Linked DNA regions of Homo sapiens: region 2 is linked to region 1. Evidence: chromatin loops called from intact Hi-C (ENCODE). Cell type or tissue: Caco-2. All regions are shown on one strand. Each heading gives the region's core, and the rest is flanking DNA. Links, peaks and the distances in the headings are about the cores only.

Region 1 (10,626 bases), core at 2,105-7,104:
CTTGGTGACAGAGTTCAGAAGTCAGGGACCAAAAATTAAAAGGGTTACTGCTGTGAACAATTACTGAGACAATGGGGCTTAGTCATGGTCCCAACCACCCTAATTAATCATTAGCTATCCTGCCTAGGATGGGTGAAGAGGGGTCTCCCTTTGTCTTGTCCAGTATAGCTATATTTTGATAACAGATTTCTAAGTTTTCTTCAACTTGGCCTGAGGTATTTATATAGAAGCAATATTCCTCTCTTAACATGGTACATGTGCCCCTGCCTCTGCTGTGAGTACATCTAGGGTCGTTCGGTTTTGCAGCACTGAAGTAGGGAGTTCAAGGCTGTCTGTTGAGCATCCAGAGTATTGACTGTAGCTTTCTGTGGTTGTTGAATAAGGATTGAGATGTTTTTAATGGACTTCTTTAGGTCACCTATCCCTAGACACCAGAAAATGCTATAGGGAGTGCCCTATACCACTTCTACTAATAATTAGATTAGAGGTAGCTAAGGGCCCAAAGTGGAGTTGGTCTGGATCATATAGGCTCCTTTCTCCACAGCCTTGGATCCTGTGATATTTAAAGCAGTGGAAAGGAATACCCTAAGGTTAAATACTTTCCCTGAGGACCCTAGATGAGATGTATTGATGCAAACTCCCTTCTAACAACGAGAGATAGTAATAAAGAGGGTTATGCCACATGACCGAAGGTTTCCAGTTCCTTTTAAAGACACTGCAGGTTGCGGGTGGTGGCTCATGCCTGTAATCTCAGCACTTTGGGAGGCCGAGGCAGGAGGATCACTTGAGCTCAGCAGTTAAAGACCAGCCTGGGCAACATAGTAAGACTCCATCTCTATCTTAGGAAAGAAAAAGAGAGAGAGGAGAAACGGAAGAAAAGAAAGGAAGGAAGGAAGGAAGGAAGGGGAGAAAGAACAGATGTTGCAGTGGTAAGCCCTTGTAACCAGGCATGGAAGTGGGAGGCATGTAACCCTATGGACCCCAGTTCTATTTCAGGGTCCCATGCATCCTGGGGTCAACATTTGAGGACATGCCCTGAAAAACAATCATTAATAATTGTATTTGTGCTTCTGCTTTTGGTGGCCCCTGCAGTGAACAATCGCCACCTGGCTTGTTCTCTTATGGGCTGGTTCTCTTATTTAAAGTCCAATAGCTTTAAAAATGACAGCACCATTCTGACCTGCTTGTTATCAGATGTTAACATGCCCCTTTCCTTCCAAACAGCTCCATGTGTGTAGCATACAGTAGGCATACTTGGAATCTGTGTATACGCTGATAATTTTTCCTTCCCCCAACTCCAGCAGCCGGGTTAGTGCAATAAGTTCTGCTTTGTGAAGAGCATCCCATAGCGAGGGCATGGGCCTCTATAACTTTAGTGAGATAGGAGATAGCATAACTTGTCCTCCTTTGTCCTCCTTGCATACAGCTACTCTCTTCAGTCAACCATTCGGCTTCTGCATTTTCTTTTTTCTTTTCTTTTTTTTTTTTTTTTTAGACGGAGTCTCGCTCTGTCACCCAGGCTGGAGCGCAGTGGCATGATCTTGGCTCACTGCAACCTCCACCTCTCGGGTTCAAGCAATTCTCCTGCCTCAGCCTCCCAAGTGGCTGGGACTACAGGTGCCCACCACCACACCCAGCGAATTTTTTTGTATTTTTAGTAGAGATCGGGTTTCACCATATTGTCCAGGCTGGTCTTGAACTCCTGACCTTGTGATCCGCCTGCCTCAGCCTCCCAAAGTGCTGGGATTACAGGTATGAGCCACCGCGCCCGGCTGGCTTCTGCATCTTCAATGGGCTAGTCTACTGGAGTATACTTCTTCCATCACTTCTAGACAGTTGTGGAATAAATGCCCATCCTTAGATGGAAAGAGGGTGGTAGGGTTCTAATTATTACACACCTTTAAAATTATATGGGAGTTATCAATAAGCATTACCTGTAACTAGAGGGTCCTGCCCGGGGATTGCCATTCTGCCTCCCTTTCTTTTATGAGAGTTTGGGTATGGTGAGGAGTCCAGATGGTTAAGGGCTGTCCAAAGGTTAGCTTCTCTGTCTCCTTCAGGAGGAGGGCTGTAGCTGCCACTGACCAGAGGCAAGATGGCTTGCCTTTAGCAACCAGGTCCAGTTGCTTAGAAAAGTAGACTCGAGGCAGAGAGGCTAGTGTTTAATACCCCTAGGGATATTCCTTCTCTTCTCATGGATATAAGGATGGAAGGGTTTGCTTACAGCTGATAGGGCTGATGCTGGGGCTCTCATAAGCTGGGTCTTAACCACTTGGACTGCTTGGTTGCATTCTACCATCCATTTAAAAGGGCCCATGTCCTTTCCTTTTGATTGTTTATATGAGGGGTGGGCAATGAGGCCAAAATTAGGAATCCAGAGGTGGCAGAACCAGGCCATTCCCAGGAACTCTCAGAGTTGCTTCTGGGTCCCTGGTGCTTATAGTTGGCATATTACCTCCCATCTGTCTTGGAACAAACGTTGTTCTCCTTCTAGGAGGGACCCCAAATAGGTAACCTGCTGCTGATAAATCTGTGCTTTTCCCTGGGAGACCTTATAACTTCCCTTTCTGCTAAGAAGTTGAAGACTAGCATGGTATTCTGATCTGAAATTTGTTTGGAGGGGCTGGAAATAAGACCCCCTCAGGATCTCTTTCTAGTCATTTAGAATGAGCCTTCCAGTTATAAGGATCTGAAATTGTGAAGGGCACATGTACAGTAACCATCCCTCCTTCCCTATTGGAGACCTGCTGGAGGGGAGAGGTAAGATGACTTACCCTGGGTACTGTCCCGGCTGACTCCCTGAGAGGAGTCCAAGGATGATTGGTGGAAAGAGGGTGTGTTGCCTGCAGGTAGGGGCTATTGTCCCCATTTGACAGATGAGAAGGCTGCTTAAAACCCTCCCTAACCACTTCCCTGTCCCCTGCCCCTCTTTATCCTACTTCCATGCCTATGCTTAATTTTTCTCCATAACATTTAAGTCATCATCTGACATTACGTGTTACTTATTTTCTCTCTGTACCATTAGCAAGCCGACTCCTTGAGAACGCACTTCTGTTAAGTTTTGTGTGCTGCTCTGTCCCTTTGCCTCTGTGTCTGAGCTCTGACATGCTCAGACAGCATGCTTTTTGGTGACATGCTATTCAGAGATCTGAGAATTAACATAGAAATGGATTTAAAGAGACCATGAAATGTAGCTCACACATGGTGGCTCATGCCTGTAGTCCCAGCTACTATAGAGGCTGAGGTGGGAGGAACCACTTGAGCCCGGGAGGTTGGAGCTGCAGTGAGCTGTGATTGTGTCACCGCATTCCAGCCTGGGCAACAGAGCCTTGGTTTTTGAGACTCTGTCTCAAAAAACAAGGCCGGGCTTGGTGGCTCATGCCTGTAATCCCAGCACTTTGAGGGACCGAGGTGGCTGGATCACTTGAGGCCAGGAGTTCAAGACCAACTTGGCCAACATGGTGAAACCCTGTCTTTACTAAAAATATAAAAAATTAGCCAGGCATGGTGACGCATGCTTGCAATCCCAGCTACTTAGGAGGCTGAGGCACGAGAATCGCTTGAACTGGGGAGGCAGAGGTTACAGTGAGCCAAGACAGCACCATTGCACTTCAGCCTGGGTGACAGGAGTGAAACTCTGTGTCAAAACCAAACCAAAACAAAACAAAAAACCACTAAACTAAAACGTAGTAAATGTTCATTAGTCTGTACACTTGCCCCAATGTTTCTCTTTATTTTGTCATATATAAAGTATGTTTTGTTAAAAATAACATTTCAGGTTGAAAATAATACGTGGACAGCAATTACTGCTTACCGCTTAATTGGGTTGTTACTGTGAGGGAAACATGAGCCAGTATCTGTGACACACTGTAAAATGTAAAGTACTCTACAACTGTCGCTAACTGCTGTCCAGAGAACTGTTTTTCCCCTTCAGTAACTTGCTTTCCCTCCTCCCCTGCTCCTTTCACCTCTCATTCCTCCTTCTTTCCCTCGTACTCCACTCTTCTCCTCCTTCCCGTTCCTCCCTCTCTCCTCTCCCTCCTCCCACTCCTCACCTTTTCTCTGCTCTCTCTTTCCTCCCACAAGTCCTCCTCGTCTCCTCCTCGTTCCCTCACTCTATCATCTCTTCCTCTCCCTCCCTCCTTCTCTCTCTTCCTCTCCATCCCTCCTTCTCTCTCTTCCTCTCCATCCCTCCCTGCCCGTCCCCTTTCCTCCCGCCCCAGCTTTTTCCCTCCTCCCGCCTCTTCGAACTCGTCTCAGGTGTCTCTCTCTTTCTCTAGGCTTCGCCGCCCCCTCATGGCGGATATGCATCACTGCCTGTGCCGTGGGCCTGAGAAAGTCTCACCCTCTCAACCCCTGTCAATGGAGCGGCCTATAGATGGCAAGCTGAGGGCTGTGCACAGCAGGGAACCTCAAAAGCTGAAATGCACGTTTTGCTCCTAGAGGCGTTGCCAGGCGTGGTGGCTCACGCCTGTAATCCCAACACTTTGGGAGGCCGAGGCGGGCTGATCGCGAGCTCAGGAGTTCGAGATCAGCCTGACCAATAAAAACACAAAAATTAGCCGGGCATGATGGTGCGCGCCTGTACGTTTATATGAATGCAAACTGAGCTTTATTTCCATCCTCTGCCCCTTCCCGCTTAATGGCATATCCTTCATCTTAGTCAAACCAGGCTACTCCTGAGTCAATAATGGTCTTCGTCCTAGTCAATTCAGGGCTTTATTAATTAATTTTGGGCCTCTCCTTTTCCTCAGATGGTATCTCAGTTTGGACATGAAGAGAAGACCGCTCCTGTGTCCACGCATGGAGAAGAACCGCTGGCCCTCCCTGGTCGTCTGTCCACTAGGGCATCTGCCTCTGCGTTCTTGTGCCCTGGTTTCTGAGTGCAGAACCACTAAAATCCTGGCTTCTTTCCTCAGCATCCTGGCGAGGTATCCTCAGCCTCTGAACCCGTCAGCCACATTCACACCCAGAGGAACCAGGAAGCATCCACAGCTTCCCCTACACCCTACAGCTCTGCCTCAGGTCCTCCCAAAGCTATATCCAAATAAGGTTACATTCTGAGGTACTAGGATTAGGATTTCAACATATGAATTTTGGGGGACACAAAACTGAATCCATAAAAAGGTGGTTGGGGTCCTTTTAGAAAACATGTTCCAAAAGTCCACGTATCTACGAATTTTTAAAAACTAGAAGATGATTTTGAATTGAGCCTGCTATTAAGAGAGATTTCATTTAAAGACTGAAAATAAACATCTTCTACAAGAATGATATATTTTTTGCATTCCTAAACAGTGATCAGCATATGGTAGTTGCTGAAATATGCCATTGTTTCTATAGGAAATGTAGACATTTTAGTTACTTGGGGATGGAAATGGGGAAGTCATTTTCTTTGGAAGAGTAACTAAGAAGGAACCCAAAATAAGGGTATTGTCAAGGATAGTTCAGCAGACGGAGAAGGTCTTAGTTTCTTTCTTAAAGCATCCCTCTTCACTCTCTGAGAAACTTGTCTTCCTATCTTCACCCATGGAGAAAGAAACTAAGTCAGTCCTATGTTTCTTGCTGAGTTCACCAGATCTCAGAAATTCTGTTTCAGTTATCTGTTAAGAAAGACCTCTATAGATTTAACTTGGCTGTGATACCCTCTTCTCTGGAAAGTCTCATCTCTGAGCTCTTTAGTTGAATATTGTGACTACCACACATGAGAGAAGGGAGAGGTGTGAAAACCAAAGTTAGTGAGGGGTGGTAGGTGTGGGAGAACAGGGTTGGGCTTAGAAGGCCTAAATTCTGGCATGAACTGATTCCACACCCTGGAGTGTCAGATTGATTTATTGGCTTAAACAATAAAGAAGAGTTTTCTCAATTAACAAGAAGTTCTCAGGTAGGACATGGAGAGGCTCTAGTAAGGTGGCATGCCACAGTCATTCTCTCTCCTCCTAGTGATCTTTTCTGTACTGTAGAGGCAGGAAAACAAAACACTACATCTCTCAGGTTCTCAGGCAGTCATGATTTGGAAAAAAAAATGTAGCTTAAACAAACTATATCTAGCAAATTAGATGTAGTCACATGGAATTTGGAGGCTAGAAATGAGGCTACATTTCTGCAGTTTTAACTGTTGTTTGGTTCTCCTGTATAGTGTTGTTAGCAGAGTCTCCAGTGACCCATAATGGATTTTTAAGACTTGAGAGGCAGGCCATAAGTCATCTGTTTTACTGGTGTTGATGCAGGTGCTGCATGGTTCTGGAGCTGGCAGCAGGCAGGAGCTTTCTGATGGTGGTGGTTTTCTTGGTTGTGGCAGTGATGCTGTAGTGCTGTGGTAGTGACACTGTAGTGATTTTAGAAGAGTCAGCAGATCCCTCGGTGGTTCAATTCTGCAGTGTGGCACTGGAAGTCAATCTGAATGCTCAACATAGAAATGTTACAACATTTCTTGTAAAAAATGTTTTCCTGTTTAAACAATCTAAAGTGTGTTTGAGTGTTTGCATTTTAATCCTGACCAACACAGAGGACAATTCCAATATATCCTCATTAAGGACCCAGGTTTTTTCCATCTTTACATTTTGCAAGGTTAATGCAATGCATCAGCTTAGCTCCCTTCATGCTCACAAGATGGCTACGATTGTCCCTAGGATCATATCCAGGCAGAGTAACATCGAACAGAGGAATTTGTTTTAATTGGTTTGTTAACTGTAGTATCCCCTGGGTCTAGAAAAGTGCTTCACACACATTAGGCCAACAATAAATATTTGTTGAATGAATAAATGAATGGATGGATGGATCACTCATCTAGAACCACAAAAGAGCCTGTTTACTTTCCTGCTGATTAAGAACATGGTGGCCTACCCTCCCTGCAAAATGGAAAGAATGTTTTTTCTAAAGTAACATACACATACACATACACAAGAGTTGAGCTTTCATATCCTAACACTTGGTTTCTAACAATGCAACTCAAACTTAATTAAGGAAAACAAAAAAGGAATGTATCATACTATTATAAGGATACAATGGGGACTGTGGAGCCCAAGCACAGAGCTCCAGCTGGGCCTCCAGTCACAGCTGGGAACCTGAGCAGAGGGAGTGAAGCTGACAAGCAGAGGAGTCAGCTGGAACTAGGGGCCACCCCAAGTTCAAGTCTCCCACAGGCTGTGGCCTTGGGCAACAGTATGTGTTGGAAGTTTCTGAATCTTTCTGCTTACCGATACCTGTGCTAACCCCATAAGAAAGAAATTCTGGAGATGCGTCTGATGCTGAGGGGAACAGCTGCCTCTGTCTGCAAGAAAACACCTTTCTGTGGTGCAGGGGCCTGAACTCTTTTTTTCTGTATATTTTCTGCTACATTTTTGGCTTTGCAGGTCCTCCTGTGTCTTTCATAACTGCTCTTGTAGTGCAGCCATAGATGAATGGACATGGCTGTGTCCCGATAAAACCTTATTTATGGACAATGAAATTGGAATTTCATATAATGTTGATGTGGCACAGATGATTATTCTGCTTTTAATTTATATTCAGCAATCTAAAAATGTAAAAACAGCTGTAGGCAATACAAAAACAGGTAGCAGGCCACATTTGGCCTGCAGGCATGTTTCCTGACCCTTGATCTACCCTAAGGACTGTTGGACATTTGAGATGTTTCCTGTGGCCTGGTTTTTCAAATCTACAAAAAAAAGTTTTTAAACGTTTTTTGCTCAAAGCAAGGAAATCTAGTGAAAGAATTGACCTTTAACTTATCATGGCCTGGCTTTTTTGTTAAAGTGCTTTATATTGAATACAAACCAACAAAAATCCTATTATCAAACCATCAAACTGTCCTACTATCAAAATGCCACTCTTTCATAAGTGAATTACTACTGTTTTTGTATCTGGGATATGGAATGTTTTATATACTTGATAATTATGTCTTAGAAAAGAAAACATTTTGGTTGGGCATGGTGGCTCACACCTGTAATCCCAGCACTTTGGGAGGCTGAGGTGGGTGGATCACTAGGTCAGGAGTTTAAGACCAGCCTGGCCAACATGGTGAAACCCCATCTTTACTAAAAATACAAAAATTATCTGGGCGAGGTGGTGTGCGCCTGTAATCCCAGCTACTCAGTAGGCTGAGGCAGGAGAATTGCTTGAACCCAGGAGGCGGAGGCTGCAGTGAGCAGAGATTGTGCCACTGCACTCCAGCCTGGGCAACAAAGCAAGACTCAGTCTAAAAAAAGAAAAGAAAAGAAAACTTTTTAAAATTGAATATTTGTAATTTGTTGTTCCCTGTGATTTTTATGCTATAAAACTTAGGCACTTCTATAAATACATATTAAATATAACCCTATGTTATATTGGAGTTCTTATGATTAGAAACTGCATATTAGAAGCAATTAGTTCAAAGAGCAAACTCCAATGAGAAGACTCATTTATACATTCATTAAAACATTTTTATTACTATGAATTTATTATTATTATTATTATTATTTTTGAGACTGAGTCTCCCTCTGTTGCACAGGCTGCAGAGCAATGGCATGATCTTGGCTCACTGCAGCCTCCACCTCCTGGGTTCAAGTGATTCTTGTGCCTCAGCCTCCAAAGTAGCTGGGACTATAGGTACGTGCCACCATGTCTGGCTAATTTTTGTATTTTTAGTAGAGATGGGGTTTTACCATGTTGGCCAGGATGGTCTTGAACTCCTGACCTCAAGTTATCCACCCACTTTGGCCTCCTGAAGTGCAGGGATTACAGGCATGCTCCCGACCTCATTAAAACGTTTTCAGTAGATTTAATACTTTGATCATAATTGGGAGGTGTCAATCAAGTTGTCTTGTAAATCAGGTTGACTTTTTGTTGTCAGATTCATTCCCCATCCTTCTTCTGCTTTGAACATCCTTGCCTTCTGGCTTCTGGGTAGGATTAGCCAATGGGAGAATGACAAAAGGTTGGAATTCAAGAGGAACCCTGAGGCCAGGATATTCTTTCTTTCTGCTTCCTGTAGCATTGCCTGCAATAGCTGCATCCATTCCAAGGTCTGAGATTCTCCCTTTGGAATTCTAGCTCCTGATGGTCATTTTCTGCAGACCACTGTCACCCTTCTACCTCCCACTCTGGGCTCTAACATGGCCTCTTCCCACTGCCCCTCCATCCTCAGGGGTGATAATAGCTTCCTGTTGTGGCTAATCTCTGGGTTACCCATCTGTGAATCCTTATCTTGGCAGCCAGTTCATTTTGCTGTTTGTGACAATGTCTTATAAGTTCAGCCTAGATCATCTGCTCCTTGCAGGAAGGTAAAGTGATCTCTTATATGAAATCTTATCTCAAACAACAGGCTCCCTAACTCTTCAGTTTAAACTTTAATTTTCTTTTCTGTAAAATGAAACTACTGACACTGTTAAAGTCTGCTACCAAAGACCTCTAGGAACACACCTGTGGTCAAACAAAGCTAGGTTTATTAAACTTGCTACAGCAAGAGAGAATGAACACTAGTGGAACAGTAAGGCATCTAGGTAAGGGGGAGTTTGGAGAAGCTTACTATTCTAAGGAGAGTGTAAGGGAATCAAATATCAGCTCTGGACTGGGTGTGGTCAGGAAGTGGAGCAATTCAGTAACAGTGTGAGTCACTTTTTTGAATTTTTATCTAGGAGGCAGGAGAAGAATTCAAGTGGGGCTGGGGATGTCATTGGTAAGAAATCATAGTCACTCTACTATCCTGCAAAAGGGGTGTTTACTTTTTTTTATGGATGTAGAGTGTCCTTATTTCTTTCCTGTGTCATACATAGTTACGGAGTGATCTTGTCTTCATCTTGTTCCATCTCAGGTAACACAACGGCCTTGTCTGATCATTGTTTATACCATGCAACAAGATAAACAAAAACAATTTTTTTGTGTGTAAAAATTGTGTGTGTTCAATTGTCCTAGCTTTTAGCTTCTAGATGTTGGGCAATTTTTTATGTTTTCAGCACCAACTTCACAGACTTATTGTAAAGATGGAATATATTATATGTCAGCATATAAAAATTCAGAGAAATATTATTGGCACATAAATGCTTAATAAATGTCAGTGCTATGGTTTGGATATGGTTTGTTAGACCCCACCAAATCTCATGCTGAGATTTGATCCCGATGTTGGATGCAGGGCCTTGGGGGAGGTGTTTGGGTCACGGGGGCAGATGCTTCATGAATAGTTTGGTGCTATTCTCACTGGAGGGAGTGAGTTCTGACTCTTTGTTCTCACAGAACTGGTTGTTAAAAAGAGCCTGGCATCTCCTCCTCTTTCACTTTCTCTCTCTCACCATGCGACCTCCACATCCTGGCTTCCCTTCACCTTCCACCATGAGTGGAAGCTTCCTGAGGCCCTCATCAGAAGCAGATGCTGGTGCCATACTTCTTGTACATTCTGCAGAACCATGAGCCAAATACACCTCTTTTCTTTAAGATTACCCAGCCTCAGTTATTCCTTTATAGCAACACAAACAGACTAAGACAATTAGTTTCTTCTAAGTGTCATTACTGTTGAGAAAACTATAGACTAGACCTTGGTGGTACAATAGAGCCCCTTGTACTGGCTCACAGGAGCCCGTTATGCACATCTCTTCCCAACTTCACATTCAGTGACTCTGCATCTGTAGTTTGAATCAGTTATGGTGAGAGAATTTG
Region 2 (9,957 bases), core at 2,444-7,443, 180 kb before region 1:
GAGGCGGTTTAACAATTCCATGTCCAAGATGCATCTTTTCTATCACTTATAAAAAGGTATTTACAAATTGGCTAATTCACTAGCTCTAGTTTTTTTTTTTTTGAGATGGAGTCTTGCTGTGTTGCCCAGGCTGGAGTGCAGTGGCGCAATATTGGCTCACTGCAACCTCCGCCTCCCAGGTTCAAGTGATTCTCCTGCCTCAGCCTCCTGAGAAGCTGGGACTACAGGCACGCGCCACCACGCCCAGCTAATTTTTGTATTTTTAGTAGAGATGGGGTTTCACCATGTTGACCAGGATGGTCTCGATCTCTTGACCTTGTGATCTGCCTGCCTCAGCCTCCCAAAATGTTGGGATTACAGGCATGAGCCACCGCGCCTGGCCCACTAGCTCTAGTTTTTATCACACATTGTCACCTCAGATATTCATAAAGGTTAGATGTTGCAAAATAATAAACTCTGTCCACAATAAACACAGGCACTTTACTAAAAATGCTCATATAGACCTGTGGTTATCATCTAAAACCATCTTCTAGAAATGGAGATACTAGCAAAGAGCCCTTCCCTTCGCCCTTCCTCTTCTCCCTCTTTCACCATCCCCAGTGACTAAGTATAGGACGTCTAGCTCCAAGAAGTGGACTAATAAAGGTCACTCCCAGAAGACAGGCCTTCCTAAAAACTAACAATAGGACATTCACAAAGGGACTGATTCACTACATCTATTTTTAACATACTTTGAGCATTAAGACTTGTTTATCCTTTAATACACAATATTAACACAATAAAATGCATACATAGAACAATGGTTAGACCATCTGAACTAATCTAACTCAGGGGCACAGAACCCTTCTCCCTGCATACCTCCTCCTCCTCCCCACCCCACCACGCAGTGAATAGTCAGCATACGCTCCTAAGCATCAAGTTTTAACAATTCCATTCCCAAATGCAACCACTCCTAGGAAGTACTGAAAACAAATGCTTAGAGGGGTGTTACTTTAGCCCTCTACTTTTAACCTATGTTGTGGAATTTTTTTTTTTTTTTTTTTTTGAGATGGAGTCTTGCTCTGTCGCCATGCTGGAGTGCAGTGGTGTGGTCTCGGCTTACTGCAACCTCTGTCTCCCGGGCTCAAGCGATTCTCCTGCCTCAGCCTCCCGAGTAGCTGGGACTACAGGCATGTGCCACCACGACCAGCTAATTTTTGTATTTTTTGTAGAGATGGGGTTTCACCATGTTGGCCAAGATAGTCTCGATCCCTTGACTTCGTGATCTGCCCACCTCAGCCTCCCAAAGTGCCAGGATTACAGGAGTGAGCCACCGCACCTGACCATTGTGCACTTTTAAACACCTAGAAAGACTAGATGTTTCAAACTGCACTTAAGTTTTCCATTATATACACAGTAGTATTGAATAAATGGCATATATACATAACATAGACTATAATTTGAGTGTCTTCTAAATAGGAACATTCTGGCCTAGAACACTTCCCTTTCTGACCTCTACCAACCCCGTTGACAGCTATAAGCCATCTGTAATGCTTGGGGGCGGGGGGCGTTTAACAATTTTACTTCTGTTTTTAAGAAGTGTTCCTTATGAATTTTAACACAAAGTGTACTCAATGTATTAGTTTACTAACTCTACTTTTGCCATACACTGGCAACCTCTTTAACATCGACTAGATATAAATTAGGACTCCTATGTCTGCTTATATACACAGCACAGTAAACGAAAATGCAGACATAAGGGACAATGGTCAATGTGCCTCATCATAAACACACTGGACACTGGTAGAAAGCCCTTTGAACTTTGTGCTCCTTCTTCCCCCTGAACCAGCACAAATATCATAACGTGTACTTCTCAGAGAATTGATCAATTTCCAAGACAATATTTCATATCAAAATAACTACAAAATGTGTTACTTACTACCTCTACTTTTAACATGCTTTGTGCACTTCTAAACATCTAGAAAGACTAGATATTTCAAATAAGGACTTAAGTGTGTCCACTATATACATAGCACTGTTGAATAAACTACACACATGTAACAATGGTTATATCTGAAAGTGTCTTCTAAATAGGAACATTCTGGTCTAGAACCCTTCATTCCTTCCAACTCCTCTCCACCACCAACCTGGTGGATATAAGCACATGTGTCACTTCGAGCTGATGTTATCATTTCACTTCCAAAAAGTCCTTTTCAGAAGACAGCCTCTCTATGAATTTTAACAAAGTGTACAAAATGCGTTAGTTTACTAACTACTTTTGTCATACACTGGCAACCTCTTTAATAGCTACAGACTAGATATTATAAAATCAGGACTCATTTGTCCAGTATATACACAATATATACAGTATAGCAAAGTTAAATGAAATGCTTGTAACATATAGGCAATGGATTAAGCTGAAATTTTCTAATAAACAATGGCAAAACACCTTTTGCAATTTTTTCCCTCCCACCTCCCAGGTGGTTCAACAAATCCACTTCCAAACAGCATTTCCCATCAGTTTTTAAAAGCTATTTACAAAAAGTGTTATTCTACTACTACTACTTTAAAATACATCAAGCACTTCCAAATATCTAAAGACTAGATATTTCATAGCCTGTCCACCATGTACACGGCACTGTTAAATAAAACTGCACACACATAACAATGGTTATCATCTAAGGTATCTTCTAAATGTGACCATTTTGGCCTTGAATCATTCCCTCTTCTCTTCCTTCTCTGCCTTCAATTCAGTGGACAAGTACACGCATGTGTAATGCTTAGAGATGGCTGAACAAATTCCTATGCAAAAGTCAATTACAGAAGACAAGTTTTCCTATGAATTTCAACACAAAGCATACAAAATATGCTAATTTTACTACTTTGTCATACACTGGCAACCTCTAGATGTTAAAAAATTAAGACTATTTGTCCATTATATACACTATATACAGAGCAAAACAAAATGCACAAAACATACAGAAAAATGGTGTCTGAAAATGTCCAAGTATGAACACACTAGCATATTATCTTTTGCAATTTCTTCCCTCCCACCTCCTCTAAACCATTGAGCAAGTATAGACAGTAATATACTGCTCACAAAGGTGGCTTCACAATTCAACTTCCAAAAGTATTTCCTATGAATTTTAGCAAAAAGATATTTACAAATTGGTATTTTACTACCTCTACATTTAATATACATCGGGCACTTCTAAACATCTAGATAGTCTAAATGTTTCAAGTAAGGAGTTAATTTGTCCACTATGTATGTACACAGCAGTCTCGAATAAACTGCAAACATGTAACAACAGTTATAATTTGAAAGAGTCTTCCAAATGTGAACATTCTGGCCTAGAACCCTTCCCATCTCCATCAACCCAGTGGGCAAGAATGCTCAAATTTTCAGAAGACAGTCTTTCCTAGGACTTGTAAAACAAAATGTACAAAATATATTAGTTTACTAACTCTAGTTTTGTTATACACTGGCAACCTCTTTAACATCCAGAAAGACTAGATGTTGTAAATTAGGACTCGTTTGTCCTTTATGTACATTATATACATAGATAAAACAAAATGCACAGACATAGTGATTCATCTTGCCTCGCTGTAAGCAGGATGGCATAGAGCTCTCTGCACCTCCCCCTCCTCTCTCCTCCCCTGAACTACTGCACAAACACAATGAGTATTACTCAACAGGTGATTTGGCCATTCCCCCCAAAAAACAACATTTCTATGAATTGTAACAAAAAGATATTTACAAAATGTGGTTTTACTACCTCTAATTTTAACATATATCAGACACTTCAGAATATCTAAAAAGAATAGACATTTCAAAAAAGCTTAGCATTGTCAACTACATACATAGTAGTGAGGAAGCGAATGCACACAAAACAATGGATAGAATATGAAAATGTCTTCTAAATATGACCAGTCTAGCATAGAACCTTCTTTTTTTCCTTCTCAGGTCTTCGAGCTCCATGTCATCTAACCCACTGAACAAACGTGAACGTATCGCTTCTAGAGGCCGTCTAACAACTCAGTTTCCAAAAGTCAACTCCGGAAGACATGTATTTTCTATGATTTCTTTTAAACAAATGAGAATTTACAAGATGTGTGACTTTCTAACTCTATCATACGTCGGCAACCTCTTTCCATCTAGAAGGGCTAGATGTGACAAATGTTTTCTATTAAAAGGTTGGGGTGGAGTTGAGAGCAGCTTTTTCATATTATATACACAGGCCTTCCGTAAACGGCCTGTGAATCTTCCCAGAGGATGGAGGGCATTTCCAACGGGCCAAACGTGGCCTGTCATTCTACCATTTGTCTCTTCCGACAGCAAGGTCTGGTAGTACGGAGACCAACCGCCCGATCGCCGCTAACCGTTCCACCCGTCGTCGTTCGGGACTTCGCTCACCTCCCAGGCCCGTTAAGGCCTTTGTCCGTTGTCGTTAGGACTAGGTAGGTCTCGCCCAATGGCGACAGAGTGGTCACCCGGGACCCAGATCTGGCGGCTCCGTGGCCTGAAGAGGCGGCCGAGCCTGCCTGCGTCCCTAGGCCGCCTTCCCGGGCCCTCCATGCCCTAACGCCCTCCGCCGCGCGGCGTTCGAGCGGCCGCCATGCTTCCCGGCACGCTACTCCCGCCGCCACCCAAAGGCGCTGCGTCCAGGCTGCTCGGCGGGGGTTTCGTCCAGGCCCGGCAGGCTTGGGCCGGGAGACCCGACGGCCGGCAGGGTCCGGACTGGGAGAGGCCGCCGCCGCCATCAGTCACCGAGGTAGGGTAGGGAAGAGACGTTCGCCACCGCTTCAAGGCCTGGGCCCAGCCAGTGGGCAGCCACAGCAGAGGCCTCCGGTATCTGCAGGGCAGAGGGCGCGGCCTGTCCCGGGGCGCCCCCTAGCTCACCCGCCGACCCGGGGCCGGAGGGCCTGGAGCGCCCTGGAGGAGCGGCCCGCGCTCTGCGTCTCTCCGCGCTCTCTGCCAGACCGGAACTCTTGCAGTGATTTCTTACGGGGAGTAAGGATGAGGTGGGGAATGAGACTGAAGAAATGGAATTAAAAAGATAACTATAACTAAATAAAGAGGAGCCCTGCAGTAATGTAATGAGCCATGAACTGAAGAGTAACATTTATTCAACTCTGCCTGTGAAGGAGGGAGAGGGAAAGACAACTAGAGACAGAGGAGAAACGGAAAAAGGAGGTGAGATTTCAAAACACCGGTAGGTTCTGAAATTATTTTCGGAGTACAGAGTACTTTTTGCTGTCCTTGGAGTGGCTAATAAAAACAAAGAGTGCTTTTATTCCGGAACTCGGAAAATTTATTTTTTAAAAAGAGAGAAGACCATGTCACAAAGAGCAGGTAGGAAAACGTAGCGTAAACTTAAACTCGATTTGTGTCTAAATACTAAAAGTACGAACTGTCAGGAGTGGGATTCGAACCCACGCCTCCAGGGGAGACTGCGACCTGAACGCAGCGCCTTAGACCGCTCGGCCATCCTGACGCGCTTATGCTACATTGTGCTCAGGACTCACTTCTGTCTCTTGTCTAAACGCTATTAGTTCCCCATCCACCAGCCGCCCCCCTACCCCATGTCCCCACCCCCGCCCACCCCCTTGTTGTTCTTTTTCTCAAGATATGGGCATTCCTGGGTTAAAAGGTAAGCCGCCTCTCCGCGAACTGCCTCGGACGGCGCTGCATAGGACCGGTTGTCCGGGCCACAGAGCGGCGTCTCCCGAGTGAACGCCGAGTCACTCCCAGGCTGCGCGGGGAGGGCTGCGGCGGGTGGGGCGGCGGGCGAGGGAGGGCGGGTCGGGGTAGGGGGAGCGGGACGGGGGCGGGGGCGTGGGAGGGGCGGGGCGGGCGTGGGAGGGGCGGGGAGGGGGCGGGGCGGGCGTGAGCCAGCCCAGGGCCGAGTGACTAAGGCGGAAGACGGCGATGGCGCTCTGCTCTCAACTGAATTCTAGTTAAAATAATGGCAATCCTGTTGAACTCAACATTACTAGAATACCTGGCTTAAATTTACACTTAATTCCCAGGAAGTTTTAGGCTTGCTCCAGTTTTTGCTGGAACAAGGTGCTCGCTAATCCTTCTCCTTTGCGTTGTGCTGCAAATCTCCCAGCACGTGGTTACCCTTGGCAGGGCCGGTGGAGGGGACAGGAGCGTGGGAAGCCTGGCTTGTCTTGCCTCTCTGTCGGAGTTTATGGAGGATTTGCGCACTTTTCGGTGTGGATGTTATACTGTAATAAAAACTTTAAAAAGCAAAAGCAAAAACAGCAACAACAAAAATGGGGAGTAGCTTATGTATTTTACTAAACCTGGCGCAGCGGGTACTTGATAGAAGGCCTTGAGCACAACAACTTTTCTAAACATAAACAAAGGTCAGAGGTGACCTACTTCAAATTTTGTTAGCAAGGGTTAGCAGTCAGGATGCCATGGTCGGAATATCACTGACTGGAAGTCAGGGGACCTGAGTACGAATTTCAGACAGAACTAGAACTGGTCACTACCTGGAGAATCTTAGATAAGTCATTTTGCTTCTGTGGACATTAGAAACAGCTTTCTTAGACACCTATAATACTTTCATCGTGAGTTCAATTGATAGAATACAATGTTTAATCCCTTAAATTAAGCATTAAATCCCCATCTCCAGGGAATCAATTAGAGGCAAATTCTGTTCTTCTCAGGCCTACCGATTCAGAAGTTTTGCTATGTCCAACATGGTGACTATAGTTAATAACAACGTTATTGAATACTTGAAAATTGCTAAGAGAGTGGATTTTAAATGTTCTTGCCACAAAAAGAAAAAGATAAGTATGTGATGTAATGGATATGTTAATTAGCTTGATTTAGCCTTCCCACAATGTACACATAGAACAAAACATCATTTTGTACATCATAAATATATATATCTTTATTTGTTGATTTTAAAAATACAAATAAGTAAATTAAAAAGTTATGAGGATAGAGTCCCACAGTAAGTGTTTAATAAGTCCTCTGCAAGGCCTCTAAAATTCAGTCACCTCTGCTCTTTTCACAGGGTAGTGGTGGATACCAACTTTGGAGATGAGGAGAGAGGCAATTCATCCAACATATAGGAAATATTTATTGGGTACCTACTATGTGCCAGGCAGCATTCTAGGTGCTGGTGATCCAACAGTAAACAAACAGACAGAATAAGCTCCACCATCGAAGGGCTTACACTATAATGGGGCAGTGAGCCCAAGAAACATGAAATAAAATGGACAGAGCTGTGCTCCCTTCGGCAAGCACTTACACTAAAATTGGAGCAATGCAGAGAAGATTAGCATGGCCTTTGCACAAGGATGACAGGCAAATTTGTGAAGCATTCCTTTTTGAGACGAAGTCTCGCTCTCGTTGTCCAGGCTGGAGTGCAATGGCGCGATCTCGGCTCACTGCAACCTCCTCCTCCCGGGTTTAAGCGATTCTCCTGCCTCAGCCTCCCTAGGAGCTGGGATTACAGGCGCCCGCCACCATGCCCGGCTAATTTTTGTATTTTTAGTAGAGACGGGGGTCTCACTGTGTTGGCCAGGCTGGTCTCGAACTCCTGACCTCAGGCGATCCACTCATCTCAGTCTCCCAAAGTGCTGGTATGACAGGCGTGAGCCACTGAGCCCGACGGGAGCATTCTATTTTTTTAAAAAAAGAATAAAAAATTAAAAAAAATAATAAAATGGAGAGAAGCTGAGACCTCTAATAAAGTAGTTATTTTAACTCCAGTCTCTAGGCCTCATGAGAAATCCCAGCTTAGTTCCCCAGTGAAAAATAGAATTGCCCTCTAAAGAAAGAGAAGTGGGGGAGGAAAAGCCCAATTTAGAAACAATACATGTATGTATTTTTTGAGACGGGATCTGGCTCTGTTGCCCGCGCTAGAGAGTAGCAGCATGATCCTGGCTCACTGTAGCCTCGAACTCCCAGGAGGAGTACAGGAGCAAGGATTACAGTAGCTAGGACTACAGGCACACACCAGCTGGCCTGGCTGTTTTTTATTGTTTTGTTATTATGTTGCCCTGGCTAGATAGTTTTATAAAAGGTTGAAAATGGCCAGGTGCAGTGGCTCACACCTGTAATCCCACCATTTTGGGAGGCCGAGGCGGGTGGATCACGTGAAGTCAAGAGTTCGAGACCAGCCTAGCCAGCATGGTGTAAACCCATCTCAACTAAAAATTAAAAAAAAAAAAAAAATTAGCCAGGCGTGGTGGCACACGCTTGTAATCCCAGCTACTTGGAAGGCTGAGGTAGGAGAATCGCTTGAATCCAGGAGGCGGAGGTTGCAGTGAGCCGAGATCGTGCCATTGCACTCCAGCCTGGGCAACAAGAGCAAAATTCCATCTCAAATAAATAAATGGTTAAAAATATAGAAAGCAAAACGAAGGCCAGACGTGGTGGCTTCACGCCTGTAATCCCAGCACTTTGGGAGGCCAAGGCGGGTGGATCACCTGAGGTCAGGAGTTCAAGACTAGCCTGGCCAACATGGGGGGTTTCAACCCCATCTCTACTAAAAATACAAAAATAGCCAGGCGTGGTGATGCATACCTGTAATCCCAGCTACTCGGGAGGCTGAGGCAGGAGAATCGCTTCATCCTGGAAGGTGGAGGTTGCAGTGAGCCGAGACTGCCATTGCACTCCAGCCTGGGCAACAAGAACGAAACTTCCCCCGACTCCCCGCAACCCCGCACCCCCCACTCCCCTACCCCCCACCTCCCCACCCCCCTACCCCCCACCTCCCCACCCCCCGCTCCGGCTGGCTTTGCCTAGGCTCATTTATGCCCACCATTCAGCCAAGATGCTAAGCCTCTCTCTTCATAAAGTCTTTCATTCCCAAGGAGGCTAGACGTGATGGGAAAGCAGTTCCCCGAGGTCTTGCCCCAGTGCCATGTTCTTATCCAACTTCTGCTTGCCTCACATTGGCCAAAGCAAGTCACAGGGCCCAAACTAAAGGCAGTGTAGGGAGAGGGTACTGCAAGAGTGGGGCCCAGGGAGGAAAGGTTTATTGGGTGTATTTGTACAACCATCTACCACAGTAATCTTAAAGAATAGTGAGAAGAAACAAAATTAAGAATTGAAAAACTAAGTTGTAAGACACAAAATTGAAAATCAGGTGAAAGATAAGAAGAGGATAGAGAGTGGGTGTTCATACAAATTTCTTGAGGTAAGCTGTTTTCTGATGAAGCGTGGGGTTTACTCAGCCAGAGGGTATAAGGGCTCAGGGCTCTCAAATAAGATGAAATACAGGATGCATAGTTAAATTAGAATTTCAGCTAAACAATGAATGACTTTTTAGTTTAAGTATGTCCAACATTAAAATACATTACTTTCTGACTCCCAAAGAGGCTGAGTCAATAAAAGCCTACTTGGGAGGTAGGGTTTGGTCTGTCCACACGTGTGTTTGAAAAACAGCCAGCAGCCATCTCTTTCATGTAGTTTAACCATACTTTCCCTGACCTCCAGGTCAGTTTCAAACTTCCTTGAACTTTGCGCACACTCATAACTTAATCTGTCGGTTGATATTTATTGAGCAACTAATATGTGCCAGGTACTTTATTTACAAACAAAGGAAATCTCTGCTTTTGTGGATTCTTGCCTCTGTGATGAAGAAAGACTATTAAAAAAACAAATATGCTTATAGTTTCAAGTATTAATAAGTACTTTCAAGAAAAATAGTAATTGTGCAGGAGTTTTCCCAAAAGAAAAGTAGTGCAGGGTGATGAGTCAGAAAGTAGAAAAGTGTGTGTGTGTGTGTGGGGGGGGGGGGGGTGCTTTTTTACAGAGGGTGGTTAGAGACATCATTTGACCAGAAACCTGAATGAAATGGGGGGCGAGACAAACATATCCAGGGGACACACAGAGGGCACGGCAAGGGCAAAGAACTTGGGGAGAGAATGAAGGAGGAACAAAAGGCTTCTGTGTCTGAAGAGGAGGAATAAGGGAACGAAAGAGATGAAATTGCAAAGATAGCCAAGGAC

The links. A loop is a pair of places that touch in the nucleus more often than their neighbours do. Peaks named below come from ENCODE experiments on the same cell type or tissue, not always from the same donor. Only the 100,000 strongest peaks of a DNase experiment are listed, where the experiment ranks them.
Region 2: a loop joins it to region 1, with 13 times the contacts of the local background. A loop is called at or near these places in 17 of 110 quality-filtered maps.

The regions. Positions count from the first base shown.
Region 1 is chr6:26,335,471-26,346,096 of GRCh38, reverse strand. LOC124901288 (a long non-coding RNA gene) reads right to left here. Exons shown (of 2, transcript XR_007059522.1): 2 at 5,812-6,403. Among named protein-coding and RNA genes, the nearest start is that of TRW-CCA3-2, 9.3 kb to the right of the region's middle. RefSeq lists an enhancer at 3,448-3,587 and a cis regulatory region at 9,141-9,819. In Caco-2, for the core only: a CTCF peak has its summit at 4,323 (motif pointing left); a DNase peak (open chromatin) is centred at 4,296; H3K4me3 peaks cover 194 bases.
Region 2 is chr6:26,516,725-26,526,681 of GRCh38, reverse strand. TRL-CAG1-7 (tRNA-Leu (anticodon CAG) 1-7) reads right to left here and starts at 5,474; the gene lies at 5,392-5,474. It overlaps HCG11 (HLA complex group 11), which reads right to left and starts at 4,976. Exons shown (of 1, transcript NR_026790.1): 1 at 1-4,976. LOC107986583 (a long non-coding RNA gene) reads left to right here. Exons shown (of 4, transcript XR_001744057.3): 1 at 1-5,173. It also overlaps the pseudogene RNU6-502P. RefSeq lists silencers at 4,521-5,040, 5,271-5,870. In Caco-2, for the core only: a CTCF peak has its summit at 4,832; DNase peaks (open chromatin) are centred at 4,391, 4,871, 5,681 and 6,101; H3K4me3 peaks cover 3,073 bases.